3 separate regions of the Homo sapiens genome follow, and all the other regions are linked to region 3. A link is an interaction called in ENCODE POLR2A ChIA-PET data of the cell type or tissue named here. Cell type or tissue: OCI-LY7. All regions are shown on one strand. Each heading gives the region's core, and the rest is flanking DNA. Links, peaks and the distances in the headings are about the cores only.

The links. ChIA-PET counts read pairs that join two places held together with the same protein. Peaks named below come from ENCODE experiments on the same cell type or tissue, not always from the same donor. Only the 100,000 strongest peaks of a DNase experiment are listed, where the experiment ranks them.
Region 1: POLR2A ChIA-PET joins it to region 3 with 5 read pairs; 6 of 35 experiments call an interaction of 5 or more read pairs at or near these places.
Region 2: POLR2A ChIA-PET joins it to region 3 with 6 read pairs; 3 of 35 experiments call an interaction of 5 or more read pairs at or near these places.

Annotation. Positions count from the first base shown.
Region 1 is chr10:4,068,451-4,076,462 of GRCh38, reverse strand. The region is part of intron 4 of LOC107984195 (a long non-coding RNA gene); the gene reads right to left. Among named protein-coding and RNA genes, the nearest start is that of MIR6078, 81 kb to the right of the region's middle. In OCI-LY7, for the core only: no CTCF peak of the experiment used is centred there; no DNase peak of the experiment used is centred there.
Region 2 is chr10:4,211,170-4,219,181 of GRCh38, reverse strand. All of the region lies in intron 2 of LINC00702 (long intergenic non-protein coding RNA 702), which reads left to right. Among named protein-coding and RNA genes, the nearest start is that of LINC00702, 29 kb to the left of the region's middle. In OCI-LY7, for the core only: no CTCF peak of the experiment used is centred there; no DNase peak of the experiment used is centred there.
Region 3 is chr10:4,132,479-4,140,490 of GRCh38, reverse strand. No RefSeq gene overlaps it. Among named protein-coding and RNA genes, the nearest start is that of LINC00702, 110 kb to the left of the region's middle. In OCI-LY7, for the core only: no CTCF peak of the experiment used is centred there; a DNase peak (open chromatin) is centred at 4,160.

The DNA of each region.
Region 1 (8,012 bases), core at 1,145-6,144, 64 kb after region 3:
ACTGTCGGCAGGGTGTGGTGGCTCATGTCTGTAATCCCAGCATTCTGGGAGGCCAAGGCGTCAGATCACTTGGGGTCAGGAGTTCGAGACCAGCCTGGCCAATATGATGAAACCCTGTCTCTACCAAAAATACAAAAATTATCTGGGTTTGATGGCAAGTGCCTCTAATCCCAGCTACTCAGGAGGCTGAGGCAGGAGAATCACTTGAACCCAGGAGGAGGAGGTTGCAGTGAGCTGAGATCATGCCACTGCACTCCAGACTGGGTGACAGAGGGAGACTCCATCTCAAAATAAATAAATAAATAAATACATAAGAGTCAGGACTGTCACATCCCTTTCAGGTCTGTGTTTCCTATGCCTGCATCTTCTGGAAAAGCTCTCACTATATCTAAGCACTAAACAAATTCATGTCTCTGAAAGAGTCCATCCAAAGTTTGAACCCCAATGCCGTTCAACACCTAATGGTATAAACAGGTATGTGTTCAACACACAAAATCTCCAAGGAACTAGTGTTATCTCAATAACTCACAGGGATCTCAAGAAATGACTGCCAGTAAAGATCATCCTTTCAGAGAACTTGTATTTGTGAGAGCATTTTCTTCTTAGGTCATCCTAACTAAAAGGAACGGAAGGGAAAGGAGGGGCGGGTGTCTTAGTTTTCTGGGGCTGCTTTCATGTAGTACCACAAACTGAATGTCTTAGAAGAACCGAAGTTTATTGTCTCACAGTTCCGGAGGCTGGAAGTCCAAGATCAAGGTGTCAGCAGGGTTGGCTCTTCCCGAGGGTGTGCAGGAGAATCTGTTCATAGCTCTCTCCTGGCTTCTCATGGTTTGTTGATGATCTGTTTCATTCCTTGGCCTGGGGAAGCATCACTCTGAACTCTGCCTGTTCCCTGTGGGTGTGTGCATGTCTGTCTCTGTGTCTGAATTTGCCCTTTTTCTAAGGACGTCAGTCATATTGGATTAGGGCTCACCTTCACGACCTCTTTATTTCATTTTATTTGCAACAGGTTCTTGCTCTGCTGCCCAGGCTGGAGTGCAGTGGTACATTATCAGCTCACTGCAACCTCTGCCTCCCCGGCTCAAGCATCCTGACCTCTTTTAATTTGATTACCTCTGTGAAGACCCAATCTCCAAATAAAATCACATTCTGAGGTATTGGGGGTTAGGACTCCAATATATGTTTTTTTTTTGCGGGGGCAGGGGGACAAAATTTAATGTATAACAACAGGAAAGTGAAACAGTCTTACTATATACCCAGAGAAAACCACAAGAAAATAAACAGAAAGTAACCTAACTGTTAGCTTTCTATAATGGAAAATCGAATCAAATAATTTCCTCACTTAAAACACTTCAGTTGCTTGTCATTGCCCTGGGAATCAAGTTCAAATGCCTTCCCTTGCCTCCGGGCGCCTGGCTCTCCATGGCCTGGTTCCTTTTTACCTCTCTATCTGTATCTTCATGCGTTCCCCTCTGCACACTCAGCTCTGGCCTTGCTCACTGTCTGGGTTTCTGGAATGTGCCTTGACTTGCCAGCTTCAGCACTGGGAACACTGGTGTGCCTCTGCCGGGAGCATTTCTTTCCCACCCTGTCTGCACCTGAAACATCCTATCCTTTTGGGTGCAGCTTACAATTTTCTTACCTACCCATAGACTGGGCCAAGCACCTCCACAGGGAGCAATCACAGCCCTGAGTATCCAAAGGGTGAGACGAAGCTCCACCCTAAGCCTGTGCCTTATATCCCCAACCTGAAACAACCCCATGTGCACTAAGTGGTCATGAGATCAGCAAACTGGGACAAACACTCACCGGAACAAGCCAGCAGTGAAGACAAGCCACATGCACAGGCAGCCACCCTGATGAATCTCAAGCTCACTATGTTAAATCAAAGGAGTCATACGTAAAGTGCACATGGTGTGATTCTGTTGATATGAAATACAAATGCAGGCACAGGCAGTGTTTGAAGAGTCCATGAAGGAACTTTCTAAGAAAATGAAAAAGTCCCTTATCTCATTCTGGGCTTTGCTAACATGAATATATACAATTGTTCAAAGTCATCTAATTGGACACTTCAGAGAAAAACAATTTAATATTGACTTTTTACTGCACTATCTTTCTCTAAGCATCTCTCCCCAACCTGATAAGGCATTTGCTCTCAGCAGAGGCCTATAGAAGTCATCCATGCCTCCAGTTTTTAAAAGCAGCTTTTCTTGCCATGTGTTGTTCTAAGCTGCCCCTCTGGGTGTGACTTCTGGCGGCAGCTTCTGGACTGACACATTCATCCAGGCTTCCAAAGCTGGGCTGCAATGGCCTCAAGTGATGCCTCTGTTGCCTGCTGAGTAACCAGGCTTGTCCTCACCAGACCTTTAGAAAACACTGGATCTCAACTCCATTTATGGGAATTATTCCACTTCCTGTTAGATTGCATTTGGGAAATAATTTGGAGTGCCACCTCCCAGTGGTGTTTTTTATTCCTTCTGACTAAGCTTCTCTCTGGATTCTTGGTGAATGCTCAATATCTTCAAGGAAGGAAGGAAAATGATAGATAGAGGAATGATAGATGAATGCACACATAGAAGCAAAAGCTCCAGTCCCTCTCAATATGTTCTTCCCTCCATTCCTCAGCAAAGCACCATGATTCATGAGCATAAAAGGCCCTAGGAAGAATGTTTATGTTGCATCGTGTCATACATGATATTACATGGTTTCCCAAAGCACTATCAGAAAACTGTATAGACTAAACAGATACTGACAATAAATGGATGTCGTACAGACAACATAGAACTCTCGCCATTTTAGGTACTCAATGGGAGGGTTTAAATGGGCCTTTAAAAATCTTCAGAACACCAAGATTTAAAGAACGACTGTGACACTTAAGCTGTTCAGCCCATTGTCCTACCTTTAGGAAGTGGATATGTTTCCTCTAGAGTCTTTCACTATCATATTTAAAGAAAAGAAAGAAGGGGCTGCAATAAACACCATACATTATTTACCAAAAAAAAATTCTGGGAAAGGTTGTTATAATGACTCTATATCCTTGCATAATTTCTCACGTGAATCAGTCAGGGGCCCAATCCATTAGAATGTTAAAGGGATTCAAAGAGAGGAAACATCAGGTAAGGTAAGATATATAATCACACCTTTTTTTCGGTGGTAAGTAATAGAAATCTAACTCAAGCAAGCTTAAATAAAAGCTTAAAGAAGTAAAAGCTATGGTTCTAATAAAGGAGTTAAATCTGACATTCAATAGGACAAAGGAATCTTTCTAACCTACATATTTTTATGTGGTCTTTGTGATAAGAACAAAGCATGTCTGGGGAGCTACAAAGGTACAATTATTACTTAATAGGTCATCTAGAAAGAGCTAGAGGTAAAACAAAAAGGCTTTTGGTAAAGCAAATGAAATAATCTGTCAGTGATGGGTCAGTATCGGTCACCCACTGGTCTCTGCTGGGGCAGACCCATGCTTCCAGATGCAGTGTTGGAGAAGATTTCACCGCACGATGTGAGTCAGTGCAAGCCTAAGGGTCAGTGCCCGAGAACATGCCCAGGGATGCAGAGAGAAGCCAAGAGTAGACCAAGTTCACATCCCAGAAAGAGCATTCCTGTGATGGAGGGGCAACTGCATTGTGAATTATGATCAGTATTCTCGATGCTAAGATGAAACTGTTCTTCTTTCTACAACTTTATTTCAACCATATCTGTCATTGCCAAGAATATTTGATGACTTATCCCCTTGGGCAGTTTCAAATGGCACAGGGGAAATGGGAGAGATTCCATTTCTATTTCTCTTTCTGCCTCCCTTTCGTGGGCTAAGCCCAGAACCCTCCTGGGCTAAGCCCCAGCTTTGGGGCTGGCCTGTCCTGCATCAGTTGAATGCCTGTTTATTTTCCAAATATTCCTGATTTTTTGGGTTGGTCATGGTGGAGGGTGGGATGATTGGGGAAAAAAAAACACAACTTTTTTTTTTTTTTTTGAGACAGAGTCTCACTCTGTCACCCAGACTGGAGTGCGGTGGTGCAACCTCAGCTCGCTACAACCTCCACCTTTCATGTTCAAGACATTTTCCTGTCTCAGCCTCCCAAGTAGCTGGGATTACAGGCATGTGCCACCACACCCAGATAATTTTTGTATTTTTGACAGAGTTGGAGTTTCACCATGTTGGCCAGGCTGGTCTTGAACTCCTGAGCTCAAGTGATCTGCCCACCTTGGCTTCCCAAAGTGCCGAGATTACAGGCGTGAGCCACTGCATCCAGCTGAAAATCCTTTCAAAAATGATAAACAATTGAAAACTTTGACAAAGTTTTAAAATATAAAATTAAAACTCCAAAAATGGTGTCTTTTTTTTTTTTTTTTGGAGGTGGAGTCTCACTCTGTCACCTAGGCTGGAGTGCAGTGGCACGATCTCATCTCACTGCAACCTCCACCTCCTGGGTGCAAGCAATTCTCTTGCCTCAGCCTCCCAAGTAGCTGGGATTACAGGCATGCACCATCATGCTCAGCTAATTTTTGTATTTTTAGTAGAGATGGGGTTTCGCCATGCTGGCCAGGCTGGTCTTGAACTTCTGACATCAAGTGATCTGCCCACCTTGGCCTCCCAAAGTGCTGGGATTACAGGGGTAAGCCACTGTGCCCGGCCAAAAATGGTTTCTTTACAGTCAGGTTTCTATAAAAAGCTAAGAAATTGTATTGTCAAATTTTACATCTCATGAACAGATCCATATGTTGTGTGTTTCATAGAAGGCATGATAAAAGACAACACCTCAGCTTTTAGAAATTCAGACATGGTGATAATAAAACATGAATGGAAGGTTTTCCCGTTTTGTTTTCCACTATGCTTTGAAGAGCACTGGAGCACATCGCGAATGTGAATGGCTGCCCAGCGTTCCCTGTAGCAGCTCTATCAGGGCAGGAAACGCAAAATAATTCAAAGAAGCTTGAAGTTTCCCTGCCATACATCCAAACACACACACAAACACAGCAAACGTGGAAGGAATCTCTACAGAAGAATGCGGGAAAAGAAATGCAAGCCTCTGGAATTCCTCCACAGGATGCTTTCATATTTTTAGATGTCTACTGAAACCTTTAAGATTATCCAATGCAGACCACCAGAAACCATGCGCAGAAAAACATCAGAAATGCCCCTGTGGATGTTTTCTGTCATGCTTCTGATCTTATGCAGTCTTTTTGCAGTTAGAGAAAGAGGGCAGAAGAAGACTTGATCATGGAGCTTCCTGTGGGTCATTAAAGTCTGTTGAGAATGGTGAAGGGCTGGCTGTGATTAGAACCTTCCACCCTAGGACTTAAGATAAGGCAGTGGGCGTCTGCGTGGCTCAGCACATAGGTGGGTGAGGCAGTGGGTGGCTGCATGGCTTAGTACATAGGTGGGCTTGGCTGCGGCAGATGCTTCTCTTGGCCTTGCTCTAGAGCTGTGCTGAAAGCTGGTGGAGGTGGGTCTGGTTTACTCTTACTAGAGCCCATGTTTACAATGGAGGGTTTTAGTAATTTGGCCTTTTGAAAGCTGTAAAAAATCATCTCATGGAACCCAAACAAGGCTGATGGAAGAGACTTTTGGGCTGTCTTCAAAAATATCTGCCAGCCCCTGTGTCTGTGCTGAGAACACAGAGGTGTTCCCTGGAGGAGCCCCGTGGCTGCCTCACTTGGCCACTGGAACCATGCAGCTGTTGGTCCTCCAGTTAAAGTGCTCAAGTCCAAATCTACTTTACCTCAATGTTGGGTAAATTAAAAGGTAAAAATGTTTGTAAATGAACTCAAATAAGTGGAGAACAGAATGTGTTTTCCAAGGAGAGTTTGTTTTACTGGGTAGGTTTTCCTATCCTAAAATGTCAGAGCATCTACAGAGGACACAGTGGTTCCACTTAGTGATATTTGATTATAAGTGCTTTATGATTTTAAGTTGCTTCACTGTTGCAACATATATGCCATCAAAAGTTTTTACTCACAAATCATTTTCTTTAATTGATAAAAAAGTTAAGATAGTTCTCCATGGAATACAGGAGATATGTTTAGCTACGAGAGGAAAACTCAATGGATGTTTTCCCACATTTACTACTTAGGACTTTGGATGAGTTCCAGGGTCTGAAAACTTACAAGTTAGAAGCAATCATTCTTTAAGGAAGTTTATTTTGGGAAATGTGCATAAAGTCTCAAACTCTGAGTCCTGGTTATCAGCATACTTTGTCCTATGATGAGTATATTTCAGAATCCTTATTTATCCTAGTTTTTTCATTGATAATTGCTACTCTTGCCTTTAAAAAGTGATTGAGGAAGCTATCAATGCAAGTTAAAGGTCATCAAGAATTAAAACAAAAATCATAAAATGAAGGGAAAAGATAGTTGTTACACTAAAAATAACTTTTTAAGAACACTGACAGACACCACTCATTGAGCATATATGACAGGTTAGACACAGCGACAGGCTCTCTTGCGTGTTCTTTTAAATCACTGCAACCACAGTAAAGAGGCATAGTTATCCTCGTGTCAGGGGATGAGAATATGATGCTTTTAAGGAGAAGCAAAAGGATGTGAAGAAACAAAGGAATGAGCCACAGGAAAATCTGGAAGAAGAACATTCTTGGCTGAGAGACCAGTCCTGGAAAAGGCCCTGAAGTGACCAATTTTTGCCATCATTGAGAACATCAAGAAACCAGTGTGGCTGAGTTGAGGGAAGGAAAGAGAATGTAGGAGAACAAGCCTGAGATGCCTGAACAGGCTCTGGCATTTCCTGTGTTGAGACAGGAAGAGATTGCAGAGGTTAAGCCTAGTGGCATGATGGAACTCTAGTTGCTTACTCTGGATGCTGTGTGGAGGATGCCTGTGGTGGAGCAGTGTCGGGAGGGAAAGAAAGTGGGAAGGCAGTCAAGGGCCACTGCAACAGTCCAGAGGGCAAGTAATGCCTGCATGAACCCAGCAAAGCAGCCGTGCAAGCGGAGACATGCCATGGATTCTGAGTCTCTTTTCATAGCTAGAGCTACTGGGAGGGAGATAACTCAGAGGTGTGAGGAGAGGAATCAAAGCTAGCCTCCTGTTCTTTGGTCTTTGGAACAGGAAGGAGAGACTTGTCTGTTCGTGAGATGGAGACGACAGTGGAAAGAGCCAGTCTGGTAACACTGGGAATCTATCTTTGGATGTCACATGTGTGAGATGCTGATTATGTGACCAAGGCAATGGCAAGCAGGTGATGAAGGGCACAAGCCTGGAGATCAGGGTTAGGGTTAGTGCTAGGGTTAGGGTTAGGGTTAGGGTTAGGGCTAAAGTCAGGGCTATGGTTAGGTTGCTAGGGTTAGCATTTGGGGTAAGTTTAGGGTTAGGGTTAGGGTTAAGGTTAGGATTAGAATTAAGGATAGGGTTAGTGTGAAGGTTAAAGCTGCAGAGGTAAACCTGGAGTCTAAACCTGAGAAGCCAACTCTACTCAATGTAAAGGGGCTAGATCTGACCTGAAAGAGAGCAAGTTTTAAGGACTAGGCTCAAGCATTTTTGTGAGTTGTGTAGGAATTAGTGATCTGAAGATGTAGCCTCTTAGGTGACATGAGTCTGTGCAAGAGAGCATGCTTTGTGCATGGCACTGAAGTGAAGCATCTTCACACATAAGCAGTGAATGCCTGGGCTGAATTCCACTGGCAGTTCAGAGCTGAGGATAATGGGGACCTGATGTTTTGATTTATCAGCGTGAGTGCTACAGGTTGACTTACCCAGTCGCTTTGAGGGTATGTCCTGAGGGCAAAAAGTCTGATTTGGGAGGTTTCAAAAAGAGGAACTACAGATCGCAAGGATAGAAGATGGGACCATGAAGAAATAATGCAGGTAAGCAGTCGTTAGTCTGAAAACTGAGAAGGATTAACCAACGTGTGACAATAAGCAGAAGATGTATCCTCAGAATGAAGGGCAGCATTGTAGGAAGGAAAGACAGCCAGCAGCGTCAGCTCAGGCTGTGGCCCTGGGAAGGACAGCCTTAGACACTGCCTCAGGGCTGGCAATTGTGACGTGACTCA
Region 2 (8,012 bases), core at 1,817-6,816, 78 kb before region 3:
CACATATACCCCCTTGAATCTAAAATAAAAATTGTAAGGAAACAAAAACCAAAAGCTATATTCTTCGAAGAAGAAAATTACATTTCAGTGTTCAGTTAATTTCATTTTGAAGTTTTCACAGGAAAACACACAGCTTGCCTGAGCTTTTCCCTTCTTCAAGAAGTCTAGAAAATTGCCTTCTTTAAAAAAAGATGGAAATAGAGTTGACTTTTAATTATTTTCTTTTCTTTTCTTTTTGGTGGGGGGTGGGTGGGGAGACAGAGTCTCGCTCTGTCACCCAGGCTGGAGTGCAGTGGCATGATCTCGGCTCACTGCAACGTCTGCCTCCCAGGCGCCAGCAATTCTCCTGCCTCAGCCTCCCGAATAGCTGGGACTACAGGCGCCCACCACCATGCCCAGCTAATTTTTGTATTTTTAGTAGAGACAGGGTTTCACCATGTTGGCCAGGATGGTTTTGAACTCCTGACCTCAGGTTATCCACCTGCCTCGGCCTCCCAAACTGCTGGGATTACAGGTGTGAGCCACCATGCCTAGCCGACTTTTAATACTTCTAACAAACAAGTATGTAAACTGAAGATTTCCACTGGGATTACAGAAATTCTATAAGAAGAACTGTCTAATAATCTAGGCTTGTGTAGCTCTGGTAGACGTTTGTAAACTATAATTTGAAAACACATTAAAAATAATTATACATAACAATTGAGGAAGGCTTACTACTTAAATGCATTAATTTATCATCAAAGATCTTTACAAATATTAACTAATAAATTCTTATAATATTGGCCCTATGATTAAGCATTGATCATTTCTGTACTATGTTTCAAAGAAGAATGGATGAATACAAGTAAAAATACTCTCACAGAGAGAGGGAGGAAGAAAAGTGTTTTTGAGAACAATTTAAAATGGAAAATCCAAGTAAAGGTGGATTTGAGGACTTACAGATATTAAGTCACTGCAGCAATCCCTTTGGGAGTTATCAAGATTAAAACAAAGCTGGTTTCTTCATATCTGATAATAATCAGTTTCAATCTCTGCACAAAACACAAAGCAATAAAGCTCTTTTCAGAAGAAACTGAACAGACGAGAGGCTTTAGATGGAAGTTACACCTTAATGGGAAGTACAATTACTGCACAGGCCGCTCATTGCCAGAGAGCACAAGGGGTCTCTCACTTAGAAGCCTCAGCTTGCCCTGAAAGTCGAGGTAAGAGAATTTCTGTGGGCCAGCTATTCTGCATGTGGACCTTGGCAAGCATGGAGTGTTTGAGTGCAGGAATTTTGCGCCCTGCAACGTAGACTGTACGAGAGAATGAGAAAGGGAAAAGCAATCAAATACCAGCAGTCTTTCTTCATTGCGAGGAATATTACCGGTGGCACTGACAGCTATACCAGTGGCACTGACAGCTAGGAGAGCAGTCTTGAGCGTCTCCCTGCCGCCTTGCTAGCAGAGCAGCCATCAGAAGAAAGCACAGGTTCCTCTGCAGCTGAGAGGTCCCAAACACTTTTACATACTTGCATCCTTTTTAAGGCTGGGGGGTCCTGATATTTCCCCAACACTTCACAACAGGTACGGGAGCAGAACCAGCATCAGACTCCGGAGGCTGACCCCCTGAATCTGAAGATTAGACTCGCAGATCTCTGCCTCTGGTTTTCAAACATAGACAGCGTGAACCCAGAAATGTGATGTGATCCAGCTCAGAGCTTCAATTGCACACACACAAAGATCAGACAAACCAAATTCTTATAACTCCAAAGGTTAACGAGGAAACAATCATTTCTCTCTTGACCCAGAAAACAATGAAAATACCTCACTTGATATTGGTGACAAAGTTCCTCTCCATCACAATCACACAGAGTCACAGGTCGAGGGTCAGAAAATAACAACACAGAAGAACTGGTAATGACATAGCACAGTCGAAGGGGACCAATCTCCACTGCCCAAGGTGCTTCAAAGTCAATGAGATGTGTTTGACCTACAAAAAGCTAATGGCTTAGAGAATGTCATGCTGGGAATATCTAACAGAAGCTTTTAATTGCCTGTAAGATAAACCCTAGTTTCCTGCATGAAAATAATTTATGATAATGTGGTACTGTGTAATAATTTTAAAAACTGCAGGAATCTGTGGATCAGAAACATATACATTTAAGCATTCATTTCCCTTGAAGACATTGTTCGAAAATGTTTGCATAAAAAAAGATGCAATCACAAATTTACTTTTGCTTTGCTACAGAATATTGGCAAATTGCCTTCCATCGTGAATGTCCCCACATATTAACTATGAACAGCCTCTGCTGAGTTCAGCCATTCCCACACTCACAACAGGAGAATCAAATACCAGGGAATGGGAAGTGAATCTTAATACTGCTTCTGTTGCTAAAGTTCAGTAAAGTCAGTCATTGCATTATTTTTTTGTAAGTTCGTTATCAGCCATGTTTGGGAGATGATTATTTTGATTATGGAATACACAAAATGCCTTGTATGAAACAGAATGAAAATTTATCTTATGCCTGTTTGGTTTTCCTTTCTTTGGCAGGGAGGGGGTCAAAATACAAAGCCACGGAAATTCATTTAGAAAGAAAGATGCATGGAATTTTTAATTTTCTTTTGCAGACATTGTCCCTTTAACCATCCTGAAAGAAAAAAAATGTGCGTATTTTAAAATCAGGCAAAACTGTTAAATTAAGGGCAGCTCTAACCTTTTTTCCTCCATCCTTCTTCCCCTTCCTAAGTCAATCCAATCAATCCATCCTTAATCAGCCAGGAAGAAGTTGTTGAAGGTCTGGAATGAGCTCGGCCCTGTGCCAGCCACTGGGGAACCCTGGCCATGAAGAGCAGGGCTTCTGCCTTTTCGTATGTGTGTGCCAATTAGACCCGAACAGGGATGAAGAGTAAAGCATTTCTTTAAATTCTGAGTGCAGTCTGCATTAAATTTAGGGGATTTTCATGAAGCTTTCTAGAGGAATGACTCTTCTGTGTTCTTGGCTATCAAGATGTGGGTTCTTGACTATGTCATGGAGCAAGTCAGCTAACTCATGTATTTGCATATCTAAAATGAGATTCATTACAAAAGTGTATGTTAATAAAGAACACCATTAGCACTCAATTTTGCATTCCAATTGATGCTATTCAGGGGCTTACTAGTAGGCAAAGTACAGACCCAGTTTGTATCTTATGTGAGAGACAAGAAAATTAGATTATTAAGATCCAACCATATATATCTGCTGTGGATTTTAGGGAGCAGGTTAGAATAACTATGGTTAATGAGGTCATTACCTAAGGATATGCCATTAGATCTATTTTGTGTCCAGTGAACCAATCTTAAATATTTTAACATCTTTATTACAGAATGCACTATTATGATAATACCTTAAAATAATACTAATTCGTATCTACATGAAGTTTCCATTTTGGTGAGTCACTGCAATTAGATAAGTAATTGGAAGAAGATGGTCGCTCTCATCGGAAAGAAATTGTGCATCAGAATAAATCAACTTCCTCTTGTGTGCTTGTAAAAAGTACATGATAGACTTTGCTCTCTGAGCTCTACTCTGCAAGCAATGAAGGCATTTATGAACATGGTGAATTCTGTTGAGTAATTGAATTGCATGTAATCAAATAAGAAGTGATTAAGAAAAAGGGCAGGGGAAACGGAAATAACCAGGGTGGATACATGATATGGACATATAAGGGTGGGGGAAGGATAAAGGCCAAAATTATAACCAACTACAGGATGGTGCTGGGGCTGGCTGTCTTTCTAGTTCAGGGTCGCTTGTGTGAAACCTGCTCATACATTCTCGAAGCAGAGGTTCTGACTTGAAAAAAGAGGCTCAAGGGCCACACAACAACAGGTTTTCTTCAGTCTACCATCTCAATGTCCCCTTCTGGATTTGAGAATTACAAACCAGAGAACCAGTCTGTGATGGAAAGATTTCATATTCCTCCATAGGCTAAAAGGCTGATGGAGCTGTAACTGGTGCAGCAAATGCTCACACTGAGATTTGAAATCAGAAGCTGACCTTCATGCAAGAGCTCTGACTGTCTCTCATGCTGACCGCTGAGACTGTCTTGCATTCCTCAAAAGAGCTCTTCATTTGTCCCTGGCATCTAACAGAGACCCAGAGGGTGGATCTCACAGCATGGTCTAAAAATAGAATCTCCCATTTCAGAGAGAATAAAAATGTATGCAAGCAATAGGTATTCTGGTTTATTTGCAAAACAAAGCCTACTTGCCATCTCAGAAAAAGCTTTGCATCATTTCAGAAGAATAGTTCAGAGTGGAGATGAGCTTAAAATGCAGGAATAGAAGTGGAGGTTGGAAAACAAGGGAGAAATGGAAATCATTCCCAGGACTGGCAGAATCTCTATTTCTTCTTGACCCTTTGGGCCAACTGTGGATTCTAAATGACACTTAGAACAGTACTCAAAAATAAAAAATAAAAAACAAACTTCAGGAAGAACCAACATGCTTTGTTCTTTTTGGGAATTATAGATGAAGCAGAAAATTTTTGCTTAACATTTCCAACAAATTGTTTGAAGGGCACGGAGAGCTAAAGCTTTTTATGCACTACAATTTTTAAAAAAAAAAAAAAAACCTCCAGAGTTTGTTATTGTTCTATTTATTTTTTCTGTGTTTACCTCAAGTTGGCATGAACAAATTAGTAAAATAGCTTGCAAATTTGTGCATCTGTTAATTATGTCTAAGGCCCAGTACTAGAATATATGAATTTAAACAGACCCTTACATTTTAAGTTATTCTAGAAAGAAACAAAGAGAGAAAAAGGGAGGGAGAGAGAGGGAGGCTATCACATTATTATTCAGAAAATATTCAATTATATAAGAAATTGCAAGTCTTACACAGAAGAGTCCTTTTCCCAGAATAGGATTTATATTCAAATTTAACTATCTTAAAGTAGTTACTATGTGGTACAGTGGGAGAATATAAAAATTCTATTAAATGGGACACATGTTTCATTAAGCTAAAAAGCCTTCAAATAATATCAGTTTATTTTCTCTAATTTTGATCTCAAAAGATTGGAAATTCAGCCTGGATGACCCTTCCCTCTCTTGACCAATATGGCCATTTCCTAATATGGTCATTCCTAGACAGTGTGAGGAGTTGAAGAGTGCCATTGAGTGTGTGTGTGTCCATCCAGCTCACCTGGATTGACACTCAGGCTCGGATATTCACCATCTATGTAAACCTCAGTAAGCTGCCTGACTTCCCTGCACTTCAGTTTCCACAACTGCAACTGCAAACTGGGGACCATTTTAGAAAGTGCTTTGTAAGGTTTGTTATGGATTGACTTGTATCTCCCCCAAAACTCATATATTAAGGTCTTCAGAATGTGACTGTATTTAGAGATAAGGTCTTTACAGAGGTATTCAAGTTAAACTGAGGTCATTAGGATAAGCCTTAATGCAATATGACTGGTGTCCTTACTAAAAGAAAGAAATTTAGATACACACAGAGAGAACGCCATGTGAAGAGGAAGAAAGAGAACTGGGTGATGCTTCTATGAGTCAAAGAATGCCAAAGAGAGTCAGCAAACCACCAGCAGCTCCTGAAGAGGCTGCAGACAGCACCTTCTTCACAGCCTCAGAAGAAACCAACCCTGCCAATGCCCTGACCTTGGACGTGCAGCCTCCAGGACTGTGGGATGATGCATTTCTGCTATTCACGTCGCTCTGTTAGTGGGACTTTGCTACAGCAGCCCCAATAAACTAACACAAGGTTATTGTGAGTTTATAGGCTGAGAAACGTAAAAAACAGCGACAACGAAAATCCTTTAAAGCATGCCAGGAGCAATAAAGGTGAGCTCACATGATTGTTGCTATTAACACTATGCCTCCAGTCATTTTAAGTGTTAATGGTATATGTTCTGCATCTATTTCCTTAAAATAACATACCCACCTTAGGTTAGAACATACCTACCTTAGCTGAGAAGTCAACTGACTTCTCCAGCGGCTCCTTACCAATGTGTTTGATTGATAGTTTGACAAAACTGGCCAGTGGATTTAGTGGGAAAAGTTGCACAGTCATGGGGGTAGATGCTGTCCTCAGTGGCCTGGATCCGTTTTCTTTCTCAGGTTTCCCCTGATCAACTGGAGGACGGCACCACACAGACCGTGCTTGCACACACAGATACAAACACTGGCACCCAGCATGTACACCACTGTAGATAAGGCCCATGTACTCATTTCCTTTTCAAGAAAATAAGATAAAATGACATAGACAAAATAGAACAGAGAAGAAAAGCAATTTCTCAGCCCTCACTATACAAGGCCATGCAATTTCAGGTTACAGCAGATGCCCCGGCCCTAAAACATTTCATTATCAGCTACAAAGCATGAATGCTAAAGTGTATTTCCAAACTTCCCGCAAGAGCAGAGAGTGCTTTGGAAAGGCTGCTGTGTGCACCAGGGTGCCCAGGGCTTGTCCCCTCTCGGTGAGGGATACAGTCTCCTGTCTCCGTAAACATTTCAGAACTTCCATTAATGGGTATAGGCCATTGTCTCCAAGTAACCTCCTAATACTCAGCCGTGCATATCTTATGCGTCAAACACTTGTCTCAGAATCTCGGGCCTTATTGTTTTGTCTTTGAGATTTTTCTCTTCACCTCTCCCAAATTTTAACTTGCAGATGAACCCTCCACCACATGCAGCTGAGACATGACAAATGTCTTCCTTGTGGGTTACTGGAGGCTGACTGTTCACCAGACCAGCAAGGAATTCTGCACAGCCAGGGATTTCTACCTCCCCACCCTCCCATCTCTCCACCCAAACAAATGTGAAAATGACATTCCTAGAGAGGGCTGGGGCAGTGGCCAGTCTTCCTTCAGGATCATCTGTGGGGCTTGGGAAAAGTGTCTTATTACCCAAATTCTTGAACTCCTTGCATAACACTTCCCAAATCAGCCTTCTCTTATGAATCTATCTTTAGGCAAAATATGGTCTAACCATTTCTTAGATGTTCTAATTTAGATATTCAAGTAACTCAATGGCTTTTGTGGCATTTCAGCTTGACATACCAGCAACATGTGAGTGGTTTCTTTGTTTACATTTGTTACTGGAAACTTTAAATATTCAGTTATTGTGATAAGCCAGGTAGAATCCCCTTGAATACACTTATATTGTTGGACTATTGCTAGAAAAGCTCATTGTCATGGAAAACTGATATATTTTTATGCTTTAGAGAGTAAGTCACCATTTATATACAATAAATTATATATAACTATAATTTATTTAATATTGATTATATATGTTATAAGATCTACAGTAGACTCTTGAACAATTATATATGTAATCCACAATGATATATACTACAGTAGACCCTGGAACAACATGGATTTGAAATATACAGGTCAACCTACATGTGGACTTTCTTCTGCCTCTGCCACCCCTAAGGCAGCAAGACTAACCTCTCTCCTTCCTCCTCCTCCTCGGCCCACTCAATGTGAAGACCACAAGGGTGAAGACCTTCATTATGACCCACTTGCACTTAAAGAATAGTAAATATATTTTCCTTCCTTGTGATTTTCTTAATCTTATTTTCTGTTTCCTAGCTTACTTTATTATAAGAATATACTTTTATATATACATATATCACAAAATATGTATTAATCCACTGTTCATGCTATCAGAAAAGCTTTGGGTCAACAGTAGCTATTAGCAGTAACGTCTTTGTGGATTCAAAAGTTGTATCTTTGACGATGCAGGAGGGTGATTAGGATTCCTACCACCTTGTTTTTCAAGACTCGGCTGTAAACCTATATCTATATTTATTTTTAATACAATGTAAAATATTGTTTCAGGAGATGTGAAAAAATGCCTTTCTTATTAAATGAAAGAAAACATTTCAATGACAGCCCAATGGCACCTCTGTTGTATGGGTCGAGGTGGGTTCTCAGATACCCAAATGGTCTTCAGGTTTTGATTGACACATCAAACCTCTATTGAGCCCTCAGTATAGGCCAGGCTTTTTGTAGATAAAAAGTGAGCACTGTGAATAAAATA
Region 3 (8,012 bases), core at 1,341-6,340:
GCCAAGGGAAAAAAGTCAGTGAAATTATGTGATAAGTCAATAAAAATTAACCAAACTAAAACACAAAGAAAATAAAGAGGGAAAATGCAATTTATCTCGTTTATTAATTATTCCCCTACATGCCTGTAGGCTCTCTGAACCTCAGTTTTATCTGCCTCTCTGGACCTCAGTTTTAATAAATGTCTCACTGTATGTGTTAGTCAGGGTTCTCTAGAGGGACAGAACTAATATATATATAAATAAAATATATTCTATTTTATATAAAGGGGAATTTATTAAGTATTAACTTACATGATCACAAGGTCTCACAATAGGCTGTCTGCCAGCTGAGGAGCAAGGAGAGCCAGTCTGAGTTCCAAAACTGAAGAACTTGGAATCCAATGTTAGAGGGCAAGAAGCATCCAGCATGGGAGAAATATGTAGGCTGGGAGGCTAGGCCAGTCTCACCTTTTCATGTTTTTCTGCCTGCTTTATATTCACTGGAAGCTGATTAGATGGTGCCCACCATATTAAGGGTGGGCCTGCCTTCCCCAGCCCACTGACTCAAATGTTAATCTTTGGTAACACCCTCACAGACACACCCAGGATTAATACTTTGCATCCTTCAATCCAATCAAGTTGACACTCACTATTAACCATCACACTATATATTCAATTTCATTCCCCTTCACCTTCCATGTATATCTGAGTATCACTGCAGGGATAAATACTAGCAAGTATGAATGGGAACCAGTTGAAGCATTACTTTTAACAAAAATAGCTAAAAGACATTTACTGTATATCCTGGTCAATAGGCCTCTCAAGGTAAGCAACAAACATATGATAGTTTGACCTCCAGAAAGAAAAGTGAGGGGACATTTACATGAATAGATTGTGTCTTATACACATCACTTAGCTCTTCCCTGTGTAGATTTGATTTTCCAAAAGTCCTTCACCAGGAGTCAGACCTGTGTCATTAACGGCCTTAGACAAACAAGCTTCTGTATTGTCAACTGTAATAAAGAAAATGTTTTCTAAAATCTCAACAAGACAATAAATGTGAAGAGCCAAAACAAGGTCTAGAACCAAATAGGTACCGAATAAATGGAAGTTCTTGGTACTGTGGCTACTATTTAAAGGTTATTTTTATTATACACTCATACTCTCAAACAACAAAGAGTGGCTAACCATCGCATATTGTACACAAGCTATAAAATCTCTATCTCTGGAGAGTAAGATAAATATCTGTCTGAAGTGGTTCAAGTAAACCCTCCCAGCAGGGCAACAGAGGCAACACCTCATGTCTAATGTGGGTCTCAGCTCTCTCATTCTAGAATCTTCCTACTCTGCTTCTGTGGCATCTAAAAGCCTCCTCTTCATTCACTTCTTGGGTAAGTGTACTCATGAGACAGGTTGAGAACATCCGAATATATTGTTCAAAAGAAAATCATGCCAATAGTTACAGATAAAATTTGGAAACATATATACCAGTCCACTTAACTATAAGAATAATACAATCCTATTTAGCCTCTGTACAGACAGAACAAATAAAATATTTTAATAACCTCGGCTGTTTAATAAAAATTAGTCAGCTAAACCTGAAGCTAAAACAGCTAAAATTACAATTTTGAGCCAATTCTCTCTTGCTCTTTGTACTTGCCGTACATTAAGTATGTAAGATTACATTTAAAAATAACTTTGTGAAAATGCAGTGCATTAATGGCCATATTTTGAACCAGTCATGTAAATATGAGCATAATAATTAATAATAATTAATTTTAACTGCAGAATAGCAGATTAATCACTTGTGCAAACTTAAACTTGCACATAATTTGTCACTGTTGATGTCATGAAAGCTCTAGAGTAACTTTAATCCATGCACCTGCATTTAAATTATTTAATGATATTTTACATCGTATTAATCAAACATGATTAATCATCGTATAGGAGAGAATAGAATTTTGGCTCGTATAGTACTTTTCATAGTTGGGATTGCACAAAGTGTTTAGCAAATTAATGACTTAGGTGTGCAGTGACTGGTAAATCCTATAAGGTCATGGCCCCATTATCACTCACAGGCAACCATTGGTTGTAGAGCTCATTTTACTATTGCAATAAGGTCTTTTAATGTCAACATTTATAACAACCATGGAAGGAATAGCAGGAATTCTTACAATACCTCATTAAGTAACAAAGCTATGACAATGCAAAAAAAAATCAGACTGGAATTTAATCAGCACTGAAATTCCCACTCTATGGCTCCAGAGGCATAGAGAATGTTGGAAACTCTTGATCAAGGGTGAAGCTTCTCCTCTTTCTTGTTCATGATAACATCCAACTCAACTGATTGCTCACAGTATTGTCATTTCTTTATTTAAAAAATAATTGCAGAATTTTAATTACCACTGAACACATAATTTGAGGGAATTTTATTGGTGTAGCTTACACACTGAAAAGTGCACACATCATAAGAATATGCACAATTGAAGTGCAAAAAATGATAATTTTCACAAAGCAATCACCTCTGTGTCACCACTGCCATGACCAGGAAATAAAACATTGCTAGCAGCTCAGATACTCCCATGCCCTAGAAGTCACTACCCTCACCAAAAGCATCCACTATTCCGTCTTTCACACTTGAGATGAGTTTTGCATTTGAAAATCGCAATGAAACAATCTTGTTTTTTGAATGCACCACAGTGTCCTCGTTCTGCTCTTCATATGCATTGGTTGTTTTGCCTTCGGAGTTGTTATGAAGAGTGTCACCATAAACATTCTTGTACACATCTTTTTATGAACACTTGTCCTCATTTTGGTTGGATAGATTCCTAGGAGTGGAAATGTGGGTGATACCGAATGTGTATGTCCCATTTTAGGAGAAACCACCACACATGGGCTACACATGCCAAGGTTTCCACCAACAAGGGTTGAGCATTCAGGCGGCCCCTGTCATTGCCACGGCCTGCCATTGCTCACCAATGTTGACTCAGCAGTTCTGGTTGGGGAGCAATGAGGTCTCATTTGATTTTAAGCTGCATTTCCCCATGACTAGTGATGTGGGACATTTTTTATATGCTTATTGGTGACTCATGTAGCCTTTTTTGTAAAGCACCTGTTCAGTTCTCCAGGTTTTATTTCTATAGCATTGACTGTCATATTTAATAATTTTTAGAACTTTGGCTGGGCGCAGTGGCTTACACCTGTCATTATAGTGCTTTGGGAGGCTGAGGTGGGTGGATCGCTTGAGGCCAGAAGTTGGAGACCAGCCTAGGCAACATAGTGAGACCGACCCCATCAAAACAACAACAACAAAAGTTTAAATTAACTCGGTGTGGTGACATCTACCTGCAGTCCCAGCTACTCAGGAGTCTGAGGCAAGAGGATCACCTAAGCCTGAAAGTTCAAGGCCGCAGTGGGCCATGATCACATACCACTGCACTCCGGCATGGGCGGGAGAGTGAGACTTTGTTTCAAAAATAAATAAATACTTAATTTTAAGAACTGCTTTACATATTCTGCATGCAATTCTTTTGTGCCACGTGGATTACAAATATCTCTACCCAGTCTGTAGCTTGCTTTTTCAGTCTATTAATGGTGTATTTTGATGAAAGTTCTTAATTGCAATGAAGTCCAATTTGTGAATTTTTCCCTCATACTCAGTGCTTTTGGAGTCCTTTTAAAGAATTCTTTACTCATCCCAAGGGCACGGAGATACCCTTGTCTTTTCCTTTAGAAGTGTTTTGTATTCCTTTCACATTTAGATCTGTAACCCACCTGGCATTAATTTTTATGAACGATGTTTGATAGGGTCCAAATAGTTTCATATTAGGCAAACAATAGTGAACAAACCACAGTACCTGACTTCAAAGACCTTGATTTCTAATGAGAGAAGCAGACAATTGACCAATTAATTACAATAGAGTAGATAATTCTAAGTGATACTATAATAAGAAAAGGAAATGGTTATTTTAAAAACTACTCTTTGAGTTTGGATTTATAGGCCTAAGGAAAATGCCTTAATTGGTTGGTCTCATAATGGCAGGCAAGGTTTCCTGACATAGGTGATTTAGACTTCTTTAGAGAAACAAGAGCCAAACTGCTCTGCATAATAATTAACACGGGTGTTCAGTCTTCCCCTGAGAGAAGTAAAACCAGAGAATGGTTTGTTCTAAAATAGTAGCATAAGGGTGTTTCATCAGCAGTGGTTTCTGCAGCCACAGGCCTAAGAAGGATGGCCCCTGACTAATCACCTGTAGCAGGAAAAGCAGTGATGTTTAATATTCTATTTCCAGTGTTCCCTTTTACAGACTGCCATATAATCTCCTTCATTCATGCTTACAGACTGAGTAGGTGTGTGTATATTCGACAGTCTAGAAGAAGGTGGGTTTGTTTAAGTTTTCTTCTACCTTCTCTGTGTCCTCCACATTGTCTTTTTTCTGTTTGTTTCAACAACTATCTTCCATAGTAAAAGAATTTACACAATGCCCAGTGATCTCTGGCTGGCTAAACCCTCCATTCCTTTGTCCCTGTCTAGTTTTGGGATACCTGGTCAAGCCACAGTCTTTATGTAGAGCAACGGCAGCTGTGCCTTTGACACTGACAGGAAATCACACAACCAACCTGAGTGTTGTCATTTCAAACATTGACAATCACAACACAACTGCATCCTGATGGTGGCCTGGCAATCATTGTAATAACGTTATAATTCTATATTCCACTTCCCTTATCTGTTCTCTAGACTCTCACTTAATAGCTCTCCTCTACAGAAATCTTCACTACCTCCCACGGCCTCATCACCTTCAGATGATGACTGTGCCTTCTGTTTACTGGGAAAATTGAAGAAATCAGAAGAGAACTTCTGTGTCTTCATAGCTTCCCACGTAGCACCACCAGTAACCATCCATTCTAAGTTCCCATCTATACCTATAGATACATTATCCCTCCCCCTGTGCAAAACCAATCACTTGTTCGTAGAGGTCATCCTCTCTTGCCTTTGCAAAGACACAGCTCCTGGAACCCTTCTTTTTTATTCCCACATTATTTCATTTTCTCTCTCTCCCCTATCATTCCCTCCAGCATGCAAACATGCTATCATACCATCTTTGCAAACATAGCTCCTCTGATTTACTTTTTCTACCAGCTAAGATTATGCTCCCTTTTGCAATATAATTCATTCAAATAATCACCCATACCTTTTGTGTGAAGTTCCTCTCACTCTATTCTTGTTGAACCTTCTCCAATGAGGCTTTCATCTCACCCTACCTCCATACTCCAACCAAACTGCTCTTGTCCAGTGCACCAACGATGACCTGCCTGTGAAGTTTCATGGCTAATTCTCACTCCTCATATAAAGGAGTTGCTATGCCTTCTTAGCTGAAGCACTGCTCTCATTTAGCTTCTAGGACACTGCCCAGGTCTGCCCCTTTTCCCCTGAACTCATTGATCCCATCTCCTTGGGCTTCTCTGCTTTTTCCTGCTCTTGTTCCCAGCCTCTTGCTTGCTGGTGCCTCAAGGTGTGAGCCTTCTTCAGCCCTTTGCCATCTATGCTCTGGCCCCTCAAGATCACATCTAGCCTCATGCATTCTTTAAGAACATCCACATGCAAATGGTGCTCAGATTTCATCCCCAGCTCAGATTTCTTTCCTGGAGCTGGACGTGCTCATTAACTCTAGTCCGTTTGCCTGCCTGGTTTTCTGATAAATACCCAGCTTATTACTTCTAAAACGGAGGTGTTGTCCTCTCCCTTCTATCTGATCCTACTGTAGTACTCATCACACACTCTCCATTGATCAAAATTCTGTTCAATTCGTCCTGTAGGAAGGTTAAAACCTTATTTTCATCCTTATCTTATTTTTCTCAACTCTTGTAATCCAAACTATTGAAGGACACTTGTCTTTTCCTTCAAGATGCAGAATGAGAGCACTTACAACCTGAAGGTCTTTGTTCTGTCTGTGGCCATACCACCCTGAACGCACTGGATCTCATCTGAAGGTCTTTGCTCTCACTCAAGACATCACCATCTCCCCCTGCGTCATGTTACCTGGGCTCCAGTGTCTTAGTCCATTTCCCGTTGTTTATGACAGAATATCTGAAACTGAGAAAGTTATTTTAAAAAGGAATTTTTTTTATACATATGGAGGCTGAGAAGTCCAAAGTCTAGGGCCTTCTTAATGATGGAGATTTTACCAAAAGTTATCTCCTCAACTAGAGGTCTACACTAAGCAGTTTTTTTTTCTTCTCAAAATTCCAACCCAACCCCTCAAAACCCAACATTTAAGATACCTCTTACCCTATTTTTTTCTTAGCACTTATCATTTTCTGGAATACCATATAATTTACTTACATGTTATATTTATAATTAATTATGTAAAAAGTATCCTCCATGAGGGCTGGAATTTTTTTAAATTGATTTAACACAAGTTGGTGGACTAGTAGGTGCTCATTAACCTTTAGTGAATGAATGTGTATTCCAGGACAGAAGATAGGCTCACAGAGGAGGATTTTAACTGTACTATAATAGAGACTGCTCTGTTGTCTACCTAATTTAAGAAATAGCAGCAGCTTTCATTTAAGATGAAAATTAATGTCAAAATCCAATAAGTATTTTATTATATTAAATTATATGTGCACACAGCAGAAACACACTCAGATAAACGTTGATGAATTTTATTCAACTTTAAAATTTTGCAAGTTTAACGAAGTATTTAAGGATTGGATACAGAGATAAATAACTTAGGTTGATTCTACCTTGTGAGTAAAATGATGATTTTAGTTTTTTTAGTATGCTGGATGCTTAAGTAATTTAATTTTAGTTCTATTTTAATTGGAGTAGGTTCTGCTTGTAAATGCTACATGTTTCACTAGACAAAATAGGGGTCATTGTTTCCTTCACAAGGTCATTGAATCCATTCAGACTCAGATTCAACAACATACAATATTTCTAAACCTGTCTAAATGGTGTCCACAGGTCACATTTAAAACATTGAATTTATTGACTAGCTTTGTGAGAAAAAGTTGAGTCATTTATTTAGTTTTTTATTTCTTCAGTGATGCATTCTTTTTTGTGACCTTCTGGTCCTTTAGTCCTTGTTACTCGCTTCAACAATGTCCTTCAATAGTTTGGATTACGAGAGGTGAGAAAAATAAGATAAGGATGAAAACAAGGTTTTAACCTTCCTACAGGACTACTTGCTACACAATGATGTTTTCATTGTGTAGGTATTAAAATATATGTATTTATACACATATATAGGAATTTTATGTTCAATTAATTATTAAACTCCTTGAAGGAGTAATACGGACTACGCATCTTTGTATTTTTCCATTCCTAGAGCTTGAGATGAGTACCCAATAAAGGTATTTGTCTTTATTGATCACTTGAAAACATTTAACTCACTTCTGTCCACCTGGTCTCAAAATTTAGCACACCACTCTAACTGATATGCCATGAAGACTGGTCACAGACAAAAGTGGGACTGTGTTTTGTTGATTTCCAAAGCCATTCGCCAGGAGCGCGGCCCCAGGAGCATTTTTCTCATCATGTGAATGCCACCGTTGTCAATCCACTCCATCCACAGGCAGACAGCAGCACAGCCAAGGTCAGGTGCAATGTGAGGGGGTCCCCACAGGGGTGATATCTACACATGACCGGACCTTTCATTAGAGGAATGAAGAAATTAGAAGACACTCAAAACTTAGAAGGACTTAGAAGTAATTTTATTGAGGCTGAAACAAAAATATCCTACAATTCTAAAAACAGTAAACTAGATGACATATTTTTCTGTTGCTTTTGAACAGAAAATGGGCTACTGTGTCAAAGAAAGTACAAGATTATTAGTGTCACCAAAACACAGAAGTGGAGAAGCATTTATCATTATTGGGTGTGTGCGTGTTGGTGAAGTTTGTGTGCACGTGTGTCTGTCTCACACAATCTGCATGTGTCTGTGTTGGTGTGTCTCTGTGTATGCCTGTGTCTCTGTGTATCTGCTTGTGCCTGTGTTGGTGTGTCTGTGTGTGTGTGTGCCTGTGTCTCT